3 separate regions of the Mus musculus genome follow, and regions 1 and 2 are each linked to region 3. The links are chromatin loops, found by intact Hi-C in ENCODE. Cell type or tissue: gastrocnemius. All regions are shown on one strand. Each heading gives the region's core, and the rest is flanking DNA. Links, peaks and the distances in the headings are about the cores only.

Region 1 (7,393 bases), core at 1,047-6,046, 270 kb after region 3:
TCAAAAACCCTGTACACAGCCTCACAATACCATCACACAACATCCTAAAAGGATCATCCACAAAAATGTAGGAAATAAACACGGCCTGGTGACCCTGACCCAGGACCTCTGCCGTGAGCAATTGATGTTAACTTTAGTTCTCACCACCTGCAGGCTACTGTGCTTTGAATAAGCCAAAGAAAGAACTCTGGACAGCAAGGGGCTAAGCTTCAGATCCACTGCCTGAGTCAAATGCTTTTCTTCTGATTGTGGGTCTTCTGTATTCAAGTTAGCCTTGAACTCACATAGCCTAAGATGACCGTGAACTTCTGACCTTCCTGCTTCCACCTCCTGCATGCTGGGATTATAGGTGTATAGTCTGTTTATTATGCTAAGGATCAAACCCAGGACCTTGTGCATAGTAGGCGAGCACTCTATCAAATAAGCTACATTCCAGTCCCTCAAATGCTTTTCTTTCAAATACAGCATTTAGGTTTTTGTAACCTAAGGGTATTAAGGTTGTCAGCCAAGGTCCCAAGAGTTCACAGACAGCATGGCTCAGAGCAGTAATCTAAGAAGATCCTGATGAAGAGACATTTTTAAAGGTGTTTGTCGAGCAGTGGTTCTCAACCTGTGGGTTTTGACCCCAAGGGGTGTCGAATGACCTTTTCACGGGTTGCCTAAGACTATCAAAAAAACAGATAACTGTACTACAATTCATAACAGTAGCAAAATTACAGTTGTGAAGTAGTAATGAACATAATTTTATAGTTGGGGGTCACCACATCATAACAAACTGTATTAAAAGGTCGAAACATTAGGAAGATTGAGAACCACTAGCCTAAACTAAAGAGATATGCAGTATTCATTATCACCACGAAATCTTAAGGGGTTCAACAAGAGCTGTGGGCAGGTAGAGCAGGCTGTGTGGGCAGGGTACAACCTCTAAGTTGGCCCCGCAGAAAGTAGAGGCTGCCAGGTGTTAATGCCCTAGCAAGTCTAAGCAGTATCCCCCATTTTGACACCCCCCAACTCCCCCCAAAACACACACAAGATCCCATTGGTCAAACACAGCCAGGACTCAGATGGTCAGGGAATAAAAGAAGGACAAAGGTTAAGTGTCTGGAGGTCTGAGCTGTTGTGGAGTGAGAGTGTCTCCTTCACCTCCAAGACCATGGAGCCAAATTCTTTATCTTTGTACAGTTGCTTGGCACAGGCCAGGATGGTGGATGTCTTTCCTGTCCCTGGAGGGCCATAGAGAAGTAGGTGTGGCAGGCGGTCTTCACTGATGAACTTCTGAACTGAGGGACAGGAAGGGGTGACATGTGTCAGTCTCTGGGTCCTACACAATCACCTTAGGACCTGGTTATGCTAAATCCAGATATGCTTCAGTTTTTCAGTGTCCTAGTCGGAGTAGACAGGGAGGGGAAGTCCTGAAGTCACACCACAGTTTGTCTGTCTGTCTATCTGTCTTCCACACTAGCTATCTTGGGAGGGTCTATTAAGTTGAGAGCAGAAGTTCTCAACCTGTCTCGACACTTTTAGGAGCTACATATCGCACACATACCCTGCCTATCAGACATTTATTTACATTATAATTTGTAACAGTACCAAATTCCATTTATTAAGTAGCAATGAAATAATTTTATGGTGGGGGGGGGTGGTCACCACAACATGGGGAACTGTATTAAAAGGGCCACATCTTTAGGAAGGTTGAGAGCCACTGGTTTAGAGGCACAGCCTCATTGGAGGAGTCAGGTCACCAAACTCGTGCCTTTGAGGGTCATACTGCTTGCTCCCCCACCCCTTTAGCTCTCTACTTCCTGTCCACTTTGGAGCAGAGTGCTCCCACTGCCACGAAGTTGTGCTCACCAAGGGTCTAGAGTCAACAGAGCCAAGCACTGTGAACCAAAACCTCTTCAAAATCAACCATCCCTCTTCTGTGTTGTCTTCTTGGGACATGGGGGGATTGGGAAGGTGCCTCAGTTAAGCCGGGTGCTCTTGCAGAGGATCTGGGTTTGGTTCCTAGCACCTACATAGCAGCTCACAACTGCCTACAGGATCCAGGGTCCTCTTCTGGCCTCTGGAGGAGCCAGGCACACAAGGTGCACACACTTTCATGTGTAAACAAAACACCTAAACAGTAAAACCAAACAGATCTTGAGACAGTTTGGTACACTATGGAGAAGGCGACACATGGCCGGTTCTATAAAGGCTCAGAGCATCCTCTAAGGGTCACCCAGCAGAGACATCGTCATCACGAAATGGACCCAACCCTCCACAAGGACAGCAGCAACAGACAGATACTTACTGGTACTCAGAATGTCCTGGTGAGAAATGAGATCGGCCAGGGTCTGTGGCCGGTACTTCTCAACCCTGAAATAGGATTCACCGTTAAGTTACAATCTATATACTCAAGCCATGTTCTGTTACATGCAAAGAAGCCCCTTCACATCCTAAGCAGCAGAGGAAGAGAAACCCTTCGCGTCTGAACAGAGCACTGGCTCTCACAACCAGGAGTTGTTCTGTCCCCCCAGGGGACATCGGTCAGGCCAGTTATCTGTATTAACTGTGCAATGGGTGTTAGCAGCATCTGTTGAGTAGGAGTCAGGAGGTTGCTAACATCCTCCAGTGGGCAGGACAGCTCCCCCTTGCCCCTCACCAACAGCGCTGAGACTGCGCAAACGGAACTCATACTCAAATACCTATAAGCAAGAGAACGGGCAATCCACTTATGATGTGGCTTTCAAGAGGGAATCGAGTGCTGAACCATGCTACAGAACAGAAAACCCTTGAGTTCGAGAAGCCAGACTCAAAAGGCCACACGGTCTGTGACTCCAGTCCTGAGAATTTAAATACCGTGTGGCCTGAGACAAGTCTTCCTCCTCAGGATAGACCAGAAGAAAAGAAAATGAAAGCATGGCTAGGCTTGCTTCATTTAAAACACCGCTAAGGTGCTGTAGGGCCATTCAGAATGCAGGCGCTGGGGCCCTGGGTGGAAGATCAGGTCCCTGCAAGTTGTCCTCTGACCTCCACCAGGGTGCGCTGCTACGGTCCCTCCCCCGCAAATAAAGAGGGGATAGAGTGCAAGCGCTGAATTCGGACACGAGTTCGAATCCAACCAAGCCTACCCACTCCTCCGTCCTCGGAACCTTTCTAAAGAAACCCAGGATCAATTTATTAGGGTCATCGGAGCGCAGAGGCGATGCTCGAGGACCCCGAGGATGGCTAAGCTGAGCTCAGAGCCCGTTCAGGTATGGAAGCGGAGGAGCGGCTGCGGCGCCAAGGCCGGGAGCGGGGAAGGATCTGCAAAGCTCCTAGGAGGAAGAGCGGGAAGCGGGATGTGGGGCCGCTCCTACCAGGGCAGGTTCCGGGCCCGGGCCGCCGCGGGCCGCTGCTGCGAAGGCGCGGCCGCCGTCATGACTGACAGATGCTGCGGGTCCCTGCCACTGACCCGCCGCACTCGGAGTCCGCGCGCAAACCAACCCTCGCGAGGCTTCGCCTCCGGCTTCCGGCTTCCGTCCCCCGGCCCGCCTCCTCCCCGTTGCTAAGGTGCTGGTTGCTAGGTAACCCTAGGCGCCGGCCTGCAGCGGAGTTACCGCCTGAGTCGGCTGTCTCAGCCTCCTCGCACGAGGTCCAGGGTGACCGCGCGCTGAAGCCAGAGCCACCGCGGGCCTCACCAGGGCCCGATCCTGTCAGTGCAGGGGCAAGCCGCAAGGAGCAGCAAGGTGTGTGGTCAGTGCAACCTCGGTTCCATAACCAGCAACACACACACAGAGACACACGTACATATACAGGTATGCACACAGTTACAAATATACATATACATACATCCCCATTCACATACATATAAACAGATATACGCCTGCACTCACATACACATACAGATACATACACACAAGTATACACAAATACACAGTTAATACGCATACATACATACATACATGCATACATATATACTCACATATACATGTATATCACACACATATATATACACACAGAACATACACATTCAATCATATATACACATAAATACAGTTACATATATACACATACATGCATACATATATTCATATAAATACATACAAACATTTGTGTTTTATACACACAAATGCATTTTCTCCTACAGTAAGAGGATTACAGACCAATTTTATTTATTTATTTGTTTGTTTGTTTATTTATTTATTTGATTAGTTTTGAGACAGGGTTTCTCTCTGTATCTTTGGCTATCCTGAAGCTCACTCTGTAGGCCAGGTTAGCCTCAAACCCAGAGATCCACCTGCCTCTACCTCCCAAGTGCAGGGATTAATTAAATGTGAGCTTCACCGTTTGCCTGGTGACCAATTTTATTTTCATCTTTAGCTTTTACTTTGAGCCAGGTATGCCTTTAATTCGAGTACTTGGGAGGCAGAAGCAGATGGATCTCTGTGAGTTCAAGGTCTACAGAGTGGCCTCTAGGACAGCTAGGGCTACATAGTGAGACCCTGTCTTAAAAACTCGAAAGAAAACTAACTTTAATTAATTTGTGTGTGCCTCGCTGCACATGTGGAGGCCATGTGCATCAATTTTCAAGAGTTGGTCTTCTTTCTTATGCAGACGTCCTGGGAATCGAACTTAGCTGTCAAGCTTGGCCGTTTGAATCGCAAGATCATCCTTGACTGCATATCCAGCTCATGGCCAGCCTGGTGGTGTACTTAACTACCTTTGGAGTCAAGCAGCTGCCATCTGGGGGAGTTCAGCTGTGTCCACTTACAAAAGAATTACCTTAGCTGGACTTTTTGACCGTTTACATCCCCTCACGGAAGACCCTCACCTGAGTATCCACTGGCTCCCTATAATTTATTGTGTGCAACTCTGCCTTAATTGCACATGGCTTGCCTGGAGGGCAGGGGTGGGGGGAGGAGACTAGAGTACTCAGATTAAGAAAGACTAGGAGAGAGGTCTTTATCTAAGCAGCTATGGGAAAACCCTTACCCTGTTGGCCAAATCTTTTTTTTTTTTTTTTTCTCTAGGCTGGCCTCGAACTCAGAGATCTGCCTGCCTCTGCCTCCCAAGTGCTGGGATCAAAGGCGTGTGCCACCACTGCCCAGCTGCTGTCCACTGGCCAAATCTTTTCTGGTACCATCCCATCTCTGGAGGAAGGAGAACCCACTCTCCTGTAGGTACTCCTCACCTATGCTCTGTAAGGAAGCCCAATAAATTCATTGGTTCCCCCAAATGAAGTATGGCAGTAGACTCATGCCCCGGTTTGTCACTGGAATCTTAGGTGGAGGGGTAGACATCATTTATGCCCCCTCCCATGGAATGCTATCAGCACACAAGGGATTTTTATCAACACTGCAATAAAGGAGACCCTGTCTCAATCAAAACAGAACACATCACAGAAGAAGGAGATCAGATGGCACTCCAAGGATGACAGTACCCCGCCTCTCTGCTTCCTCTGTAGGCCAACTTGAGTGAATACTGGTTCTTTAGATCACTAACATGCCATGCTCCTGACTTGGCTCAGGGGTGATTTTGATGATAACTTCTCTCTGTGGCAAGCACAGGATACAGTGCCACAGTGCACTACACTGATAACAGGGATGGCTGTGAGGGATCAACACAGCCACATAGCTAACACATTGGGGACATGCCACACTCCCTCCCTCCTGCCACTCTCTGCTCACCTTTTCTTTCTCTCATATATATATATTTTTTCCATCTCAAACAAAACTTTGGGCTGGAGAGATGGCTCAGAGCATAAGAGCACTGTCTGCTGTTCCAGAGGCCCTGAGTTCAATTCCCAGCAACCACATGGTGGCTCACAACCATCTGGAATAGGAGCTGGTGCCCCCTTCTGACATGTAGGTATACATGCAGGCGGAACACTGTACACATAATAAATAAATCTTTTTAAAAAAGAAAGAAAGGGTTGGTGTGGTGGTTTCCATGAGAGTGGCCCCCACAGGCTCATCTACTTGAATACTTTGTCCCCAGTTGGTAGAACTGTTTGAAAAGGATTAGGAGGCTTGGCTGTCTTGGTTACTTTTCTATTGCTAAGAAGAAAAACCATGCCAAGTCAACTAGCATAAGAAAGCATTTAGCCATTTAGTGGGGTTGGGGATTTAGCTCAATGGTAGAGCGCTTGCCTAGCAAGCACAAGGCCCTGGGTTCAGTCCTCAGGTCTGGAAAAAAAAAAAGAAAGAAAGCATTTAGCTTGATTACAGTTGCAGAGGGTGACTCCATGGCTGTCACAGTTGGGAGCAAGGCAGCGGGCAGACACAACACTGGAGCAGCAGCTGAGACTTTGCATTTGAGACACCAACCATAAGTGGGGGTTGGGGAGAGCAAACGACCTGGAAATGGATTCTGGGAGCTTTTGCAATCTCAAAGACCATGTCTGTAAGACTCCACTGAACCTTAGCCACCAGGGACCCTAACCACGTGGAGCCAGGGATCGATGCAAAAGCAAGAGGAGTTTATTGTTCCATCCTGCACCCGAAGGAGAGGTGGTACCCCCAGGCAGCCTGTTTGGTGAGTTTTTATACAGTTTCCAAGGGCAGAATAGAGCATCAGCAACTAGACACAATGTGATTGGCAAAGCAGTGTGACTTTTTTTTTTTTTCTTTTTTCGAGAGAGGGTTTCTCTGTGTAGCCCTGGCTGTCCTGGAACTCACTTTGTAGACCAGGCGGGCCTCGAACTCAGAAATCCACCTGCCTCTGCCTCCCAAGTGCTGTAATTAAAGGCATGTGCCACCACACCCCAATGCAGTGTGACTTTTAAACTGGTCCTTAGGGACCACCTAGGTAGCAAATGCTTCCCTTATCTGCAGGTGGCCAATAGTTCCATTCCCCCTGTGGTCTTTCTGAGGAATATAAAGAGCCTCTCCCCTCCAGAGGAGATCCTGAGCTGATCTCTTCAAGTCCAGTGACACACCTCCACCAACATGGCCACACTGAAGTGGAAACTTGTAGTTTCTTTGGAAAGTTAGCTATATCAAATGATGTTTTGTTGGGGCTCATAGGTAAAAGGATGTCTTGCTAAAGCAGACACATGAACAAATGCTTTCCTGAAGTAGACCCAGGTGAAAGAATGTTTTGCTGGGGCAGACATGGTTGAAAGGGTGTTTGGATATAACAGACTCAAGAAAGGACCTGTGATGAAGGAGTATATATGACCCCACAGACAGTGGGAGAGGAGCACTGAATGTTGGTTTGGTTTGCTCCGCCTCGCTATTTATTCTTCACTAAGGACACGCATGTATTGGTTTGCCTTACATACCATTGTTGAGCTCAACTTGTGGTAATGCCGCCATTGAGAGAAACTCGCCAAAGAACTGTTCGTGAGGTTCCAGAGTTAGCTTGCTGCTTCTGCTGCCTTGCCTCAGGCCAGTTGGTGAACCTTTCTGTTTCCTCAGAATTGAACTATAGC
Region 2 (7,393 bases), core at 1,047-6,046, 48 kb after region 3:
CATCCCCAGACCGCTTCCATAGCTTCCATGCTGTAGATGTTGAGTTAAAGTACTGCATTTCTTAAAAAAGCTTTAAATTTTCTATATACATATATACACATAACAAAATTAAAAACAAACAAACACCCTTAGAGGAAATTATAGACATGAAAGATGGTCATATTAACCATCAGTATTCTTGAAGAAGATAGTGAAAATATATTAAAAAGATAAAATTAAAATAGTTCTAGAAATAAGAAAGAAGGTGAAGCTATAGTTTGAAAGGACCACAGTATCCCGGGTGATATGTATATAATGGAGGCCAGAAGAGGGCATCAGATCCCCTGGAACTGGACTCGCAGGTGGTTGTGAGCCCACATGTGGGTTCTGGGAATTGAACCCAGGTCCTCCAGAAGCTCAGCCAGTGCTGTTAAGTGCTGAGCCATCTCTCCAGCTCTCTTCTCTCACTTTCCAGGACTTAATGATACTAGGCCTTGCTTGGGTCTTTTTCATCTCATCTGCTTGATTTGTCTTTAGCAATAATTTTTATTTAAAGCATCTTGAGCAAATGGTGAAATAATAATACTCATGAAAGCATATTTTGATGATAAATAATAACTTTGAACCAGTAGATTCAAGTATTAATGAAAAATATTAATTTTTTAAAAGACATTGGGCTAGTCTTTCAGATGTAAATATCCCAAACTTGCCTTTGAGTCTTTTTGTCTTGGTATTAAAGAGTTTATTTTTAGGATGTGTAACTTGGTAATTTAGGATACTTCTCAGTATTTAATTCCATGATAATTTCACCCGGGATACTGTGGTCCTTTCAAACTATAGTTTCATCTTCTTTCTTATTTCTAGAATTGCTTTAATTTTATCTTTTTAATATGTTTTCACTATCTTCTTCAAGAATATTGGCGGTTAATATGACCATCTTTCAAGTCTATAATTTCCTCTAAGGGTGTTTGTTTGTTTGTTTGTTTTTAACTTTGCTCAGTGTCTTCTGCCTCGTTTTCTTCAGAGTTCGTATACTCAAGTCCCTGAGCCCCTTTCAGGGTTCCCAGTTCTTTGTTCCACTTCCCTGCAGAATTAACTCATTGCAGTGTGGATTTGTCTTTTTCCTTTATTATTAGTAGTAAATCCTTCTCTTGGAAGTCAGCTCTCTTGACTTCCAGGTCACATTTCATTCCTGTTGTGGCTTCCAGTATCGCCATCGCCTGCTAGCCTCGCTGTGAGATCCTGTCTCGTATAGTTAATCGCAATAAAGAAATCAGTGGACAGCACTGTCTGATGCCGCTGTCCTCTGCCCTTGTTTCTGAAGTCTTCTCCACCCATCATTGTTTTCCTATTTGTGTTTTGTTGGATTTTTACACACCCCCACTGCAAAGAGCTGCCACCGTGTCCTTCCTGTAATTACTCATGCCCTCGTGGAATCGGTTTTCCCCTGTCCTTCATGGTCCCTGAGGGAAGGGTTCAAAGCTACACTTAAGCTAGGACTTAAGGCTATCAACAAGAGGGTTCCTTTTTGTGTGGCTAAAACAACGGGAAACAACTTATTCGTGAGTTCTTCTAGCCTTTACATAAATAGAGATCTCATATTTTGCAGTTTTATTGTACTAATTTTGCAAAAAAAATATAACTCTTTTAATAGAGTTCATCAATTATAGTGTATAAGTTTCTGTGTGAGATCTGTGAAGCACATACATGAGAGGCTGGCTCTGAGGATCTATGGGGCCTACGAAGATTTGTAGACAGAGCCAGCAGCTGTTGCTAGGGGTAGCGGGGGGGACACAAGTGCATATTATAAACTCCCTTGTGCAGGAATGAGATTCCAGTGTGATAGGGCTTCCTGTCTCGAGGTTTCCCTTCTGCGTTCTGCCATTGTTAGCAGCTTTCTTTCCTATGCTTTAAGTCTTCCCTCCCTGCTCTCCTATGTTAAAGGAGGAAAGGATGGCCAGCACCCAGTCAGACATGCTGCTTATGCTCCTAGGATGACTGATGGCAAAGTCTGCCTTCTGAGATCGGATAGGAAGATGCGCGTCACAAAAATGTAACAGAAGAGTATCTGAGAAAAACTCTGTGTGTGTGTGTGCGTGTGCGTGTGTGTGTGTGTGTGTGTGTGTGTGTGTGTGTGTGTGTTGTTGTTGTTGTTGTTGTTGTTGTTGTTGTTAGTAGTTGACCACAGGACCTTAGCATGTGCTAAACAAGCACTCTATCTGCTAACCTAAGCCTCCAGCCCCAGATAATTCCTACACTGCTTTTTACTTTATTCTGTTTCCCCTAAATTCTCATTAAGATGAGATAGTGATTGAGAACAGATTGAATACTGAAACTTTAACCAGTCAAGGATACTCTCCCAGCTTTGCAACTTTGCTAGGATACACTTTTTTTTTTTTTTCCGAGACAGGGTTTCTCTGTGTAGCCCTGGCTGTCCTGGAACTCACTTTGTAGACCAGGCTGGCCTTGAACTCAGAAATCCGCCTGCCTCTGCCTCCCAAGTGCTGGGATTAAAGGCGTGTGCCACCACGCCCGGCTTTAGGATACACTTTTTTAAGAAAGTTTTTTTTTTTTATGTGTATGAGTGTTTGTCTACATCTCTGTCAGTGCACAGTGAGCATCCAGTGCCCGTAGAGGGCAGAAGAGGGGACCGGATCCCCTGGAACTGGAGCCACAGGCAATCAGGAGCCACCATGGGAATGCTGAGAGCCAAACCCACGTCCTCTGCAAGAACAGCCAACACTTAACCAGTGAGCTGTCTCTCCAGCCCACTGAGGCCCAGATTGACATTAAGGCTCTGAAGAAGCGTCACAGCACACGAGGAGTGTGCACGTCTCTGTGTCTGGGGATGTACGCTCCACACTTCAGAAGTATCTGCGCACGGCTCGTTGAGTGTGAACAGCACGCAGAGAACTGTTAGAAACAAGCGACATAGCAGAGAAGGAAGCAGCCAGGAGGAGGAGTGGATGACAAAGGGCAGAACAGGTGACAGCTGGTGTGGACAGGTGGTAGCCATGCGCTGCCAGGAGAAAAAGGAAGGCCACCTTTGCAGTCAAGAGGGAGGTGGATGGAAAGAATGGTTCTAAGAAATAAATGACAGTGGCCGGTGAGCCCATTCAGCTGCGGGTCATATACATGCCCGAGAGCCCAGTGCATCCATGTCTGCTTTGTGCGATCTCCCCTGCTGCAGAGTTGTCATGTCAGGTCACCTGGGAAGAAAGTCTCAATAGGGGACTGTCCAGACAGGGTTGGCCTATGGACAGGCCGGGGGGGTGGGATGGGGGTAGAGTTCTTCTTCTTCTTCTTCTTTTTTTTTTTTTTTTAGGTTTATTTATTTATATATATAATTATACCCTAGCTTTCTTCAGACACACCAGAAGAGGGCATCAGATCCCTTTACAGATGGTTGTGAGCCACCATGTGGTTGCTGGGAATTGAATTCAGGACCTCTAGAAGAGCAGTCAGTGCTCCTAACCGCTGAGCCATCTCTCCAGCCCAGGGGTAGAGTTCTTAATTGAGTTAACAGAGGTGGGAAAGACACACCCTGAGTGTGGGTGGCCCTGGGCTGAGAGGAGAGAGAGATTGGCCCTCTCTGCTCTGGACTATGACCAGCAGCTTTAGATTTCTACCACCTGGGCTTCCCTGCCATGCTAGGCTCCAAATGGGAGCCATGAGTTGGCATACGCCCTTTCTCCCCTGAGTTGATTTTGGTGGAGGATTGCATCACATGGATGAAAATGAGCCGAAGACCAGCGTGACTTAAAACAGTGTCATATAGCAGGAAGGGGAAGAGCTGCAAGAGCCAAGCCAGAGAAACCTTTACAACCTGCCGTGTGCTGTTAGTCCTTACTGGGGCCTTTTTTCCTGCAGAACTGTGTCTAAGCGATGCTCTGGCCATAGTGGCTGTGATCGGAGTGCATCCCGCCTCTTATAAGGAGATTAAAGAAGTTGAAAGTAGTTAGATCCCCCAAACACTCCTGCAAACAAATGCCATACTGTTGTTCTATGAAGAATGGAGGCAGGCTGGACCCCAGCCTCTGGCTTTGAGCAGCTGTTGGGCTAAGAACTGGAGCCTCAGTGTGGTGCAACCAGGACAAAAGGTCTCCAAAGTGCTCAGTGGAGCAACCTGCAGCCTAACAGTTCTCAGTGTCAGATGCATTTCCTGGGATCAGTACTTCCAAGTCATCTTGGTGACATGGCAAGTTCAAGGCCAGCAGGGAGTCCAGGAGACCCTATGAAAAATCAGCTAAAAAGTAAACTAAACTCATTAACAGGGTCACTCAACTAGCTAGTACCATCTAGCAATCTTATTGTTAGTTGTACATGACGAACACTGAACTCTGTGTTCTGCCAGCCTTGGGTCAGAGAGATGGCTCGGCAATTAAGAACGCCTACTATTCTTACAGAAGACTCAGGTTCCATTCCCAGCACCCACAAGGCAGCTTAGAGTTGTCTCCAGGTCCCGGGGATGCCGTGTCCTCATCTGACCTTCTTGGACACTGTGTGCCTGTGGTGGGTACACACATCCACACAGAGACAAAGTACAAACACACACACACACACACACACACACACAAGGTAAATAAACTTGGACAAGCTGCAGCACAGTGGCACACGCAGAGATTCACTTGACCCCCAGAGTTTCCAGGCCCCCTCCTGGAAAACATAGCAGACCCCATCACCATGACCTTACATTCTGTAGAAATGACCCACACGGCTAATTTTCAAGTTTGCCTACAAATGAGTTAGGAGAGTTTGCTTGTTTATTTGTTTGATGGGTGTTGTGTGTTTGTTTCAGTGTTTGTTTGTTTCTGAGACAGGATCTTACATAGTTCAGGCTGGCGTCAAATGCACTACATAGGGAAAGATGACCGTAAGTCCTGCCTACACCTCCAAGAGTGCTGGGGATCCTGGCGTGCTCCTCCTGCTGGGTTTTATGTGTGTGGTGCTGAGGATGGAGCCCAGGGTGCCCTGAATACAGAGCAGGCATCCTACCCATTAACCTGCATCCCCAGCCTTGTAGAGAGGGATTTGTTCTTGCCAGGTGCCCAGTCCCATGCCTATCTCTACATCCATCACCACAAGAGCAATTAATGGGTTGCCATGGCTATCAAGCCTCACCCTGCCTGGAGGGGCAGGAAATGTCTGTTAGCGGAATGCAGGGAGGGACTGGGGTCAGGTAGGCAGTCAGCAGGCAGGGTCTGCCAGGGCATTCCTTCTGCACTGGGATTTGCCTCAAGCATTCGGACTGCAGCAAGCCATCTTCCTGCAAATAAATACCATCTTCTTCAAGCAAAGGCTGCAGCCTGAAGGGTAGGTGCTGGGAAAGATAAGTTGAAGCGTTAGAAAAACTATAGTTTGAACAGTGTGTAATGGCACATGCTTGAAGTCCCAGCCCCAGGAAGTCTGAAGGGAACAGGATTGGTGCAAGCTCAAGGCTAGCCTAGGCTACAAAGGGGCAGGGGGATTGGAGTTGGTGAGGAGGAGGAGGAGAAAAGGGAAACAAATAAGAAAAGAAGAAACAAGGAAAATTTTTCCTTGTTTTGTTTTTTGGTTGGTTAGTTTGGTTTGGTTTGGTTTTTCTATGGCTTGTTTTTGAGACAGGGTCTCACTGTGTAGCCCTGGCTGTCCTGGAACTTGCTATGTAGACCAGGCTGGACTTGAATTCATAGAGATCCTCCTGCCTCTACCTCCTGAACGCTGGGAGTAAAAGGGAGCTCAAATTCCATCAGCCCCAGATGTTGTGGTTGTTGTTTGATTGTTTTTTTTTAGGTATAGACTATTTATAAGCATGACACTGAGCAGCAAGCAGCAAGCACTACCATTTATCATCAATAATCCAATAGAGTTGGGGGCGGGGGAGGGCGTAATTTGACATGTGACAGTCTTCTGCTTGAACTATTGCTCTTGCAATCCCGACAACCTCTAAAGGGTACCTGCGTAGTACTGGTGAGAAAATAGGCTGGGAGGGGTTAAAGGTTAAGTTATCTGACCTTCACTGCATGTCAGAGGCAGAAGCCAAATTCAAGCCCAGGTAGGCTTGTGACTGAGCCAGCAACTTCTCCTGGCTTGCTAGGCTACCGCCAAGAGTCAGCCAGACGGATGCGCCCGTGCCAGAATCTTCCAGGCCACTCTGTCATTCATCCCGACCTGGGGCTCTTGACCTAATTCTTCCCCTCGCCAACACCTTCACTGTGTCTCCTGCTGCTTCCTGCAAAGAGTGGCTGTAGCCAGCCAGAAGCTAGTGCCACCCGATCTCCTTCCCTGACCAGTGCACTGAGCCATACTTGGTTCACCCAGTTAGGAGAGGGTGGGGCAGAGGGTGATAATGGACACTTGCAAGAAATAAAGCATATGAAAATGTCTTTAAAGGTATTTCACGCTCACACGTGTCCATAAGTCCACTTCCAGGGGATCCAACACCCTCTTTTTGCCTCTATGGCACCAGACATGCACATAACACACACGCACACATATATATGTAAGCAAGTTAGACATAAAATCATTTCAAAATTTGTTTATAAATAATGCCACTCAGTAAAAGTTAAAGGGGACAGGTTGGAAACAAGTGCCGTAAGTTATCGTGTCTTTTTGTCCTGCTTCTGCACGGGTGTGAGCTTCGAGCTCATGGGGGTCGGGGTCAGAGGACAACTTTAGGGAGATGTTTCTGTCCTTCCACGATACAGGCCCCGAGGATGCAACTCAGGTCACCAGGCTTAGAGCAAGCACCTTTACCTGTGGTTCTCTCTGGTCCCTTCTAGTTTAATAGCTACAGATTTACATAAAAAGATGTATTTTGCTCAATCCCCATTCGTGGACCTTCCTTTGAGAGTTTTAAGCTTTGGAAATGGGTTTAGCTTCTTCAGCAAAAGACCCTTACTTACCACTTTGACAAACTCCCGGCTAAACCTTCATTATTTAATTCTCTCCACAGCAAACTCTACTATATGATAGGGTTTCTCGTTTACATTTCTCATGTGCTCATCTGATTCAAGCTGTCACTGGGTGTGTTTGCTTTGACATTTCCACCCCCTTGCAGCTTTAATGTCATCTGTGGTGATGGTGACATTGGTGGCCACCTTTGGTATTGTATCCTCGTCTCAAATTTATGGAGCTCCATGGTAACTCAGGAGAGCTCCTGTACTTAATTCCAACTGATGCCTCGTGTGCCCACCGGGCCACTGACACAGGGGACTGTTGAAGGACAGAGTACAACAGCAGAATTCTGAGAGAGGGAAACTTGAAAACTACCCTTCAGGGCATTAAAGGCTGTCCTGTGCGCACAGGAGTGCAGTCATTCCTAAGGCACACTATAGGAAGGTTATTCGCAAAGCTTGTTTGCAGACAGTGCCCCTTAAGGTGGTTTTAGACCTCTGAGCATCATCCCCTAGGAGGATTCTCCCGTACATAGACC
Region 3 (7,393 bases), core at 730-5,729:
GTGCATATGAATTCATAAAGACACACAGCAAAATTAGTGAGTTAAAAAAAAAACATTTTCAAGCCGGGGGTGGTGGCACACGCCTTTAATCCCAGCACTCAGCAGGCAGAAGCAGGCGGATTTCTGAGTTCAAGGCCAGCCTCGTCTACAGAGTGAGTTCCAGCACAACCAGGGCTACACAGAGAAACCCTGTCTTGAAAAGAAAAAAAAAAGTTTTCAATTATATTTATTTTGTTTTACATGTATGAGTGTTTTGTCTCTGTGTGCATGCCTGGTACCCAAAGGGGTCAGATGATGGTTGGGGCTGTAGTTTTTAGATGCAAAAGATAACCTTTGTTCACCTGATGGTTTTTGCCATCTGGGAGGCTCACTGCCTCCTTCTGCTAACTTCAGCCTAGTCCTGAATGTTTCCAGCCCCTGTACATCTAATCTAGGCCTAGAATGTTTTTCAGCCTCTGAGACTTACTGCTGAATAAACTCACCTTTCTTGTTCTTTCTGAGCTCTGATGGGATGGTTCAACTCAAACTCCTCTCCAGGCTGTCTTGCTTCAATCTGGCTTCAATCAGTTTCTAGTGAATGGCTCTGCTTGGCCTCATTCTAACTTTGGCATTATCTTCAGCTCCTTCTCATTCTCTGGCTCGGTCTGCCTTCACCTGTGTCTAGCTTGTTCTCCAACCTGTCTCCGTAAAACTGCCCCCGTAAAACTGCCCCAGTAAAACCGCCTCCTTCTTCTTCTCTGTGCTGCTCTCTTAAATACCCTTTTCCCTCTCATCTCCTGAGAGTTGATTATATCCCATTCTGTCAAATCTGCCTCTGATCCATCACCTTGCTGACACTCAATTAGACATCACTTTCAAACAGGGGTTTCCTAATACAAACTAACTTTACCTTGATTGTTTGGGATTAAAAATATATGTACTAAGGGCATGTCTGCATTCCAGCCAGAGGGATTAAAGGTGTGTGTTAAGGCTGAGCAACACCCCAAGTAAAAACAGTTTTGTTTTGTTTTGTTTTTTTCAATAAATAACACGGTCTCGGGGTTCACAGTGTGATCAAATATCCTGCGACATATAGACAGTCGTGAGCCACTCCAACCTGGACCCTCAGAAAAATCAGTGTTCTAAACTGCTTAATTTAAACTGGTCTTAAGCAAAGATCTGGATCCAATGGCCTGAGTGAAGAGGGTCAATTTTGTCTTCGCTGTACCCCCTCGTGGTCATTAAAAGAAGTGCACCTTTCACATTGAAAAATCCCTAGTTAAACCTTGATTTTGTTTTTGTTTTGTTTTGTTTTGTTTTTTAACCATAGTTAAAACAAACGCACTCAGTTCCTATAACTTGCTCTGCGTGCACTGAGGCCGGAGCAGACCCAAGTCCTCACAAAGCCGCCTCCTTTCCTTCGGTGGAAGGAACTTTCACGGAAGCCCTGTCTAGAGCCAGCTAGCTATGTTACTACGCATTTGAGAGACTTAAGATCCTGCCCGCAGTTGGGGGTAGCTTTTGGCTTTTTACAGCCCGACTCTATGCCTGAATACTGTCCACTCCGCCCATACAAAGACCTCCCCTTGCCCCTTCTGCTTCTAGCTTCTCCCCCACCTAGCCAGCTCCTTCCTCAATAATCCCTCTGGGTGTCCCTCACACCCGCCAAAAGGTAAATAAACAAGGTCCCGGATCGAGACCTGAGGCTGGAGGAGCGATCACGCAAATGCAGACTACTCGGACCTGAAAACAAATCCCAACCTCCCCTTTCGCCCACTTCGCCGTGGCAGGACACGATTCCATTGAACCCCTCCCAACCTAGGAGATGAGGACTCCAAGCTACCACGCAGGAGGTGGGTAAACAAGACAGCTTTAAGGTCACAAAGCTGGGGGCGGGGGAGAGGTGCCGGCCAAAGGAAGACTTATCGCCTGTCCCATTCCGGCTCCCCAAGCGGAGCTAGGGGCATTAAAACAGTGGGAGGAGAGAAGCTGGGAGCGAGAAAGCCAGGGCGAGCATTGCTCCGACCCGAGTGCGGAAATGAGAGACGCTGGGCTGGGGACCCCTGGCTCGCAAGAGCTCTGGCGACCTCTGACCACCCGCACCCGGGCCCCGTCCCCACACCCGCACCTTCGTCGGACTCTCGGCCCCGGCAGCTGCGCTCGTCGTCCTCGGCGCTCTCCAACTCCTCCTCGTCCTCCGGGTAGTACTCCGGGGCGGCCGGCGCTGCAGCCGGAGCCGGCGCCGGAGCCAGCAGCCCCGCGGCGCTCATGTCGCCGCCTCGGGGCCGCGGCGGAGCCGGTCCCGCGGAGATCGCGGCCGCCTGGCTGCGTCCCCGGAGCCCCGCAACCTCGCGCGGTTCCGAGCCGCGGGCACCGGGACTCCCCTCGGCTCCGAGCTCCGCCCCCCACCCCGCACCCCGGCGCCCGCGCTGGGCAACGGGGGCCTCGCGCAGCCGGCTACTTCCGGGTCGTGGGCTGCTCGGTGACAGCCTGATCAGGCCGTCCTCGAGACGGTAGGTGAGACGCCGGGGCTCCACGGTTTCTGACACGGCGGCCGCGGCGGCGTCACTGTCTTAAGAATCCGCGATCGGCCACGGCGGAAGGGGCGGAGGCGGGAGTCTCTGGAGTCAGGCATATCCAGGGGCAGCCGCGCCAGCAGTCAGGACCCCGGAGTTGGAGGTGGCACTTCTGGCAGTGGCCACCAGGCGGCGCCTGGAGTCAAAACTAAAGTGTGGATGGACTCGACCTGATGGGCGGAGGCTTTGCAGAGCCCTGGATAGGTAGCATGGTCTCTGATTCATGCAGGTGAATGGCACGAACGGTTCCCGCGGTGGGCTTGGACGCCTGGCCAGCCAGAGTGTGTGGGATACAGAAAATGTTGTGCGTGGTTGCTCCCCTGCCTTAATGGGGGCTTTATTAAAAATTATGGTAAAGGCAAGTTGTTGCCATTTCATCCACCGGTCAGGTGAAAGTGTGTCCCTAGGCCTTGCCAGTACTTTCTTTTGAGTAGATTTACTGGGTAAGCTGTTCTACCGGTTTTACAAATGATCAAAAGAGTTGTCATTCTTTCTCCTTTCAAGAAAAGAAAAAAGAAAAAACGGTGGCGTCAGTCTAGCATCCCAGATCCACAGCTGTCCACAGGATAACTTCCTTGTGCTTCCCCAAACATAATTTTTAAGGTATTTTAGCCTAAAACAGTAATTTAATAACCTGCTAATTTTTACTTGAGTAAATAGGGCATTTCCCTCCAGGAACTACATTGGCTTAAATTCAGAAGCCAACGCTGAGCAAAGTGACCTTTAGTCCCAGGACTAGGGAGGCAGAGGCAGGCTGAGTTCAAGGCCAGCCTGGTCTGCAATTCGTGTTTCAGAACAGCCATGGATACACAGAGAAACCCTGTCTTAAAAACAAAAAAAAACAAACCAAGCCATGAAACTGAATCTCTCCATGTGTTAATCTGTGTAGCCCTGTGAAACATAGTGTTACAGTTTTGCTTAGAAGAGGAGGAAGAGGAGGAAAGGGAAGAGGTGGAGGAGGAAGAGGAAGAAGGTGGAGAGGAGGAGGAGGAGGAGGAGGAATAGGAGGAATCATCTCAGCACTTGGGAGGCAGAGGCAGGTGGATTTCTGAGTTTGAGGCCAGCCTGGTCTACAGAGTGAGTTCCAGGACAGCCAGGGTTACACCGAGAAACCCTGTCTCGAAAAACAAAAAACAAAAAGAAGAAGAAGAAGGAGGAGGAGGAGAAGCAGAAGCAGTAGCAGCAGCAGCAAAAACCTATGGTCTCTGCCTAGTGGCTCACAACAATAATCCCAGGTGCTCAGAAAGACAAATGCAAGAGGACAGAGCAACATCAAGGCTTGCCTGGATTTCACAATGAGTTCAAGGCCAGCCAGTTTAATGAGACCTTGTTTGAAAGCAAAATTAAAAAGGATGGGCCATGTATGCCTGTGGCTGGGTAGGGCACTTGTTCGGCATGCTGGAGACCCTAGCTTCACTCCCTAATTGGAGAGACAGAGAAGATGTGTCCAGAGGAACCCTATTCAGTTAACTCAGATCTGCAGAAAACAGAACAAGCATTAAGGCCCGGCAGATGGGAACACAGCAGAAAGCGGGGTGGAACCCGGGGACAGTATTCTGTTTCTCACAGCCTCTGTGATCAAATGCATTTCCAAATGGGCCCCCAGAGAGACTTCTAAAAATGAGAACATTCGTTCTGGGTCGCATTTCTTTTGACATTTCCTATTTGCTACCTTGTTTTAATTAAATCTTGGCTCTCTTTGTAAGAAAGAGTTCCTCTCTGCAGAAATGCAAGAATGTCCAGAATGCAAAGCTGGGACGGCTTTTCCAGCAGCTCGGGATCTGAAGCCCCTTCTCGACAAGAGTCCTTCTTCAAGCCCAGCCTCAGCAGAGGTTCTCGGAGCTGTCTCTTCTCCAGAGGATGAGGTCAGCTTCCTGCGTGTGCTTGTTCTCTCTCTCTCTCTCTCTCTCTCTCTCTCTCTCTCTCTCTCTCTCTCTCTGTGTGTGTGTGTGTGTGTGTGTGTGTGTGTGTGTGTGTGTGTGTGTAAACTGTTGGAACACATGTAGACTATTTGTAATCCAGCACACTGTGGGATCGCAGCTCCCAATACTATTAAAGAAGCAACAAATTAACAGGCATCATTTTTTGAACTCAGAATCCATTGATACAATGAAACAAATGACAGTTGGGTTTGTTACTAAACTGTGTGTAATCTTGTTTTGTGTTTAACTTTTATTTCTGTCTCCCTGATTACAGACAGCCAGTGTTAGTCTTCATGCGTTTCTGTTTTACATGGATTACAGAGACACAAATGGTTGGATGACGACAATTTGTCCCTTATCTTCCATGAAAATTGCAGAGCTGGCCCAAGGAGCAGCCCTACTAAGTGCTACTTAGTGAGGAGGGAAATGAACTTTTTAAGAATCCCTCCTGACTTTTAGCTCAACCAAATTTTATCATTGTTTGTAAAACCTTCAAAATCAAGTTTCACCCCTTAAAATTCTCCACCACTTCTCCCAAATAGTATATTCAGTCAGACTACCCAGATGAAGTTTGATATGCAATGTTTAGGATGTAAATTTTGCTGGGGAAATACCAGAGAGAGAGCGAGTGAGCGATCAGTTTTTTGACATGTTTGAATCTCTAGGATCAATATCCAGTACTTTAAAAAAAAAAAAAAAAGGCCAGCGTGTTGGGACCCACCTTTCATTGCAGCCAGAGGCAGGGGAAGGCAGATCCCTATGAGCCCAAGGCCAACCTGTCCACACTGAGAGTTCTAGGCCAGTAAGCCATCCTAGGTGAGACCCAATCTCAGATAAATAGAAACTAAATATTTTTTTGTAGTAGAGCGTTGACCAGGAGTTGAGTGTCCACGTCTGATAAGGCTTAGGGTGAAAATGTGTCCCTGCAGAAAAACTGCTTTGAGCTTCCACCATCAACTGAAAACAACACAGCTATTTCCACACAAAAAACATGAGACAGGTCCTGGTGCACTTTAACCTCTGGCAGGCACTATGTTTCCGCGTGGCTTAGGATGGAGCCAGGCAGGTTATTGCAGGTTGCACTTGGGGGGTCAAAGCTCAATCAACCTTCCGCCTTTGGTTCATTAAAGCCCGTGGCCCTGAAAGATTTAGTTAGATACGCTTGCTGGAATTTTGCCAAAGCCAACGGGGTCCCCCTACCCCAACTCCTCCATTAACTGTGGTAATCAAAACTCACAAAATGTGTATTTCTTTTTTCACTTTTCTTTCTTTCTTTCCTCTCTTTTCTTTTCGTCCTTCCTTTCTTTCTTTCTTTCTTTCTTTCCTCTTTTTCCTTCCTTTCTTTCTTTCTTTCTTTCTTTCTTTCTTTCTTTCTTTCTTCTTTCTTCCTTTCTTTCTTTCTTAGCTTCTGAGAAAAGATCTAGCTAGATACCCCAGGCTGGGTTCAAACTTGAGGCGATCTTCCAGCTTCTGCCTACAGAGTACTGGTATTCACATCGCACTCATTTTAAAATGTGCCCAGACCCTGGTAAGTAAGCATTTAGCTGGGTCCACAGATTTTTTCCCCCTCTCTCCAGCAGTAAACGTAGGGTCACTGAACGCAAAGCAAGAAAACGCATTCCCCTTCCTGAGAGCTGGAAAATAATTTACAAGCCCCAGGAGGAAAGCATCCCTTAAGGATGGCCAGGAGCTGTGAAAGGTCCAGAGAAAGATCCGACTGGCCCCACGATCTTATCCACGGTGGTCCGACAAGACAAGACAAGGCGTGGGGAAAGAGAGCCAAGAACTTTGACCCTGGCGCAGCACAAACAGAGCTGACCGCGCCCGAAGGGGCCATAGCTAACCCAAGTTAAGAGAGCTTCCGCGTTTGGGAAAGCCCCGCCCACCTGGACCCGCCCACCACCAGCTCCGCCAATCCCCTGGATCCATCGACCGCTCGGACTTCCCAGGCAAGGTCAATCGAGCGCCTATATACGGCCTGGACCCCGAGAGCGGCGATCAGGGAAGGTCAGTAGAGAACCTATCAAAGCATGGCTGTGGGCGGAGTCGAGGGCGGGGTCGAGTGGGGGCGGGGCGCGCTCTGCGCAGTCGGGTGCGATTGGTCACCCCTGGCGGAGCCGCACCTCGGACAGCAGCAGCGGCGGCAGCTAGGGTCCTGCGTGGAGAGTGGGGCGCGACGGGGACTCGCGGGCGGAGGCTGCGCGTGGGGACCCAGCACGCGAAGACCCAGCACGAGAGCGACTCTGGGCACGAGTGAGAGGAGGCGGCGGCGCCGGGGCCGCGGGTGACAGCGCTGAGGTGAGAGCGCGGGCACCCGAGTGACATCCCGAGTCCTCGGCGCAGCGGCCGCGAGCATCCCGGGAGCGGAGTTGTTAGCGGTTCTGCCAGTGCGCCGGGGAGAGGGGGGGGGGGGACTGGGAAGGACCGGGACGGAGAGTGAGGAGCGGACCCCGAGAGGGATCGCGAAGAGTGAGAGGACCAGGATGGGGACAGGGGTGAGGAGTGAACTCTGAGAGGGACTGCGTGTGAGCGAGGGGACCCGGAGAGAGATGGGGACATCAGGATGAGGAGGGGACCGAGAAATACCGCGGGAGAGCAAGGGGACCCCAAGACAGGACAGGGCAATGGGATTAACGAGGCGACTTGAAGAGGGACTCTGGCCGTGGGATAAGCGAAAGAACCCCGGAGGGACTTGCGACGACGGAGTGAGTGAGCGAGGAGATCCGCCCCTGATGGGCCGGTGGGAAAAGCAGACGGGACCCAGGGAGGGACACTCAGAGGGATTGGGACTGCAGACTGAGCAGGTTGACTTGAGAGAACTCAGGCAGCGGGATGAAAGAAGGGGACCCTAGAGAGACCGAGACAGGAAAATAAGCAAAGGAGACTTTTGGGGAGGCGAGGGCAGTAGTTCTGAAA

The links. Peaks named below come from ENCODE experiments on the same cell type or tissue, not always from the same donor. Only the 100,000 strongest peaks of a DNase experiment are listed, where the experiment ranks them.
Region 1: a loop joins it to region 3, with 2.7 times the contacts of the local background. A loop is called at or near these places in 7 of 42 quality-filtered maps.
Region 2: a loop joins it to region 3, with 2.6 times the contacts of the local background. A loop is called at or near these places in 10 of 42 quality-filtered maps.

The regions. Positions count from the first base shown.
Region 1 is chr5:117,385,579-117,392,971 of GRCm38, forward strand. It overlaps Rfc5 (replication factor C (activator 1) 5), which reads right to left and starts at 3,445. Exons shown (of 11, transcript NM_028128.1): 1 at 3,339-3,445; 2 at 2,291-2,355; 3 at 1,144-1,280. The coding sequence starts at 3,400. Gm15728 (predicted gene 15728) reads left to right here and starts at 3,544. Exons shown (of 2, transcript NR_166496.1): 1 at 3,544-3,707; 2 at 4,576-5,882. In gastrocnemius, for the core only: a CTCF peak has its summit at 3,011; DNase peaks (open chromatin) are centred at 3,075 and 3,496; H3K4me3 peaks cover 1,323 bases; H3K27ac peaks cover 1,001 bases.
Region 2 is chr5:117,161,050-117,168,442 of GRCm38, forward strand. The region is part of intron 1 of Taok3 (TAO kinase 3); the gene reads left to right. Among named protein-coding and RNA genes, the nearest start is that of Taok3, 45 kb to the left of the region's middle. In gastrocnemius, for the core only: no CTCF peak of the experiment used is centred there; a DNase peak (open chromatin) is centred at 2,978; H3K27ac peaks cover 1,457 bases.
Region 3 is chr5:117,113,565-117,120,957 of GRCm38, forward strand. It overlaps Suds3 (suppressor of defective silencing 3 homolog (S. cerevisiae)), which reads right to left and starts at 2,429. Exons shown (of 12, transcript NM_178622.5): 1 at 2,108-2,429. The coding sequence starts at 2,249. Taok3 (TAO kinase 3) reads left to right here and starts at 6,565. Exons shown (of 21, transcript NM_001199685.1): 1 at 6,565-6,775. In gastrocnemius, for the core only: CTCF peaks have their summits at 1,219 (motif pointing left) and 2,665 (motif pointing right); DNase peaks (open chromatin) are centred at 1,516, 2,112, 2,665 and 5,610; H3K4me3 peaks cover 2,255 bases; H3K27ac peaks cover 3,914 bases.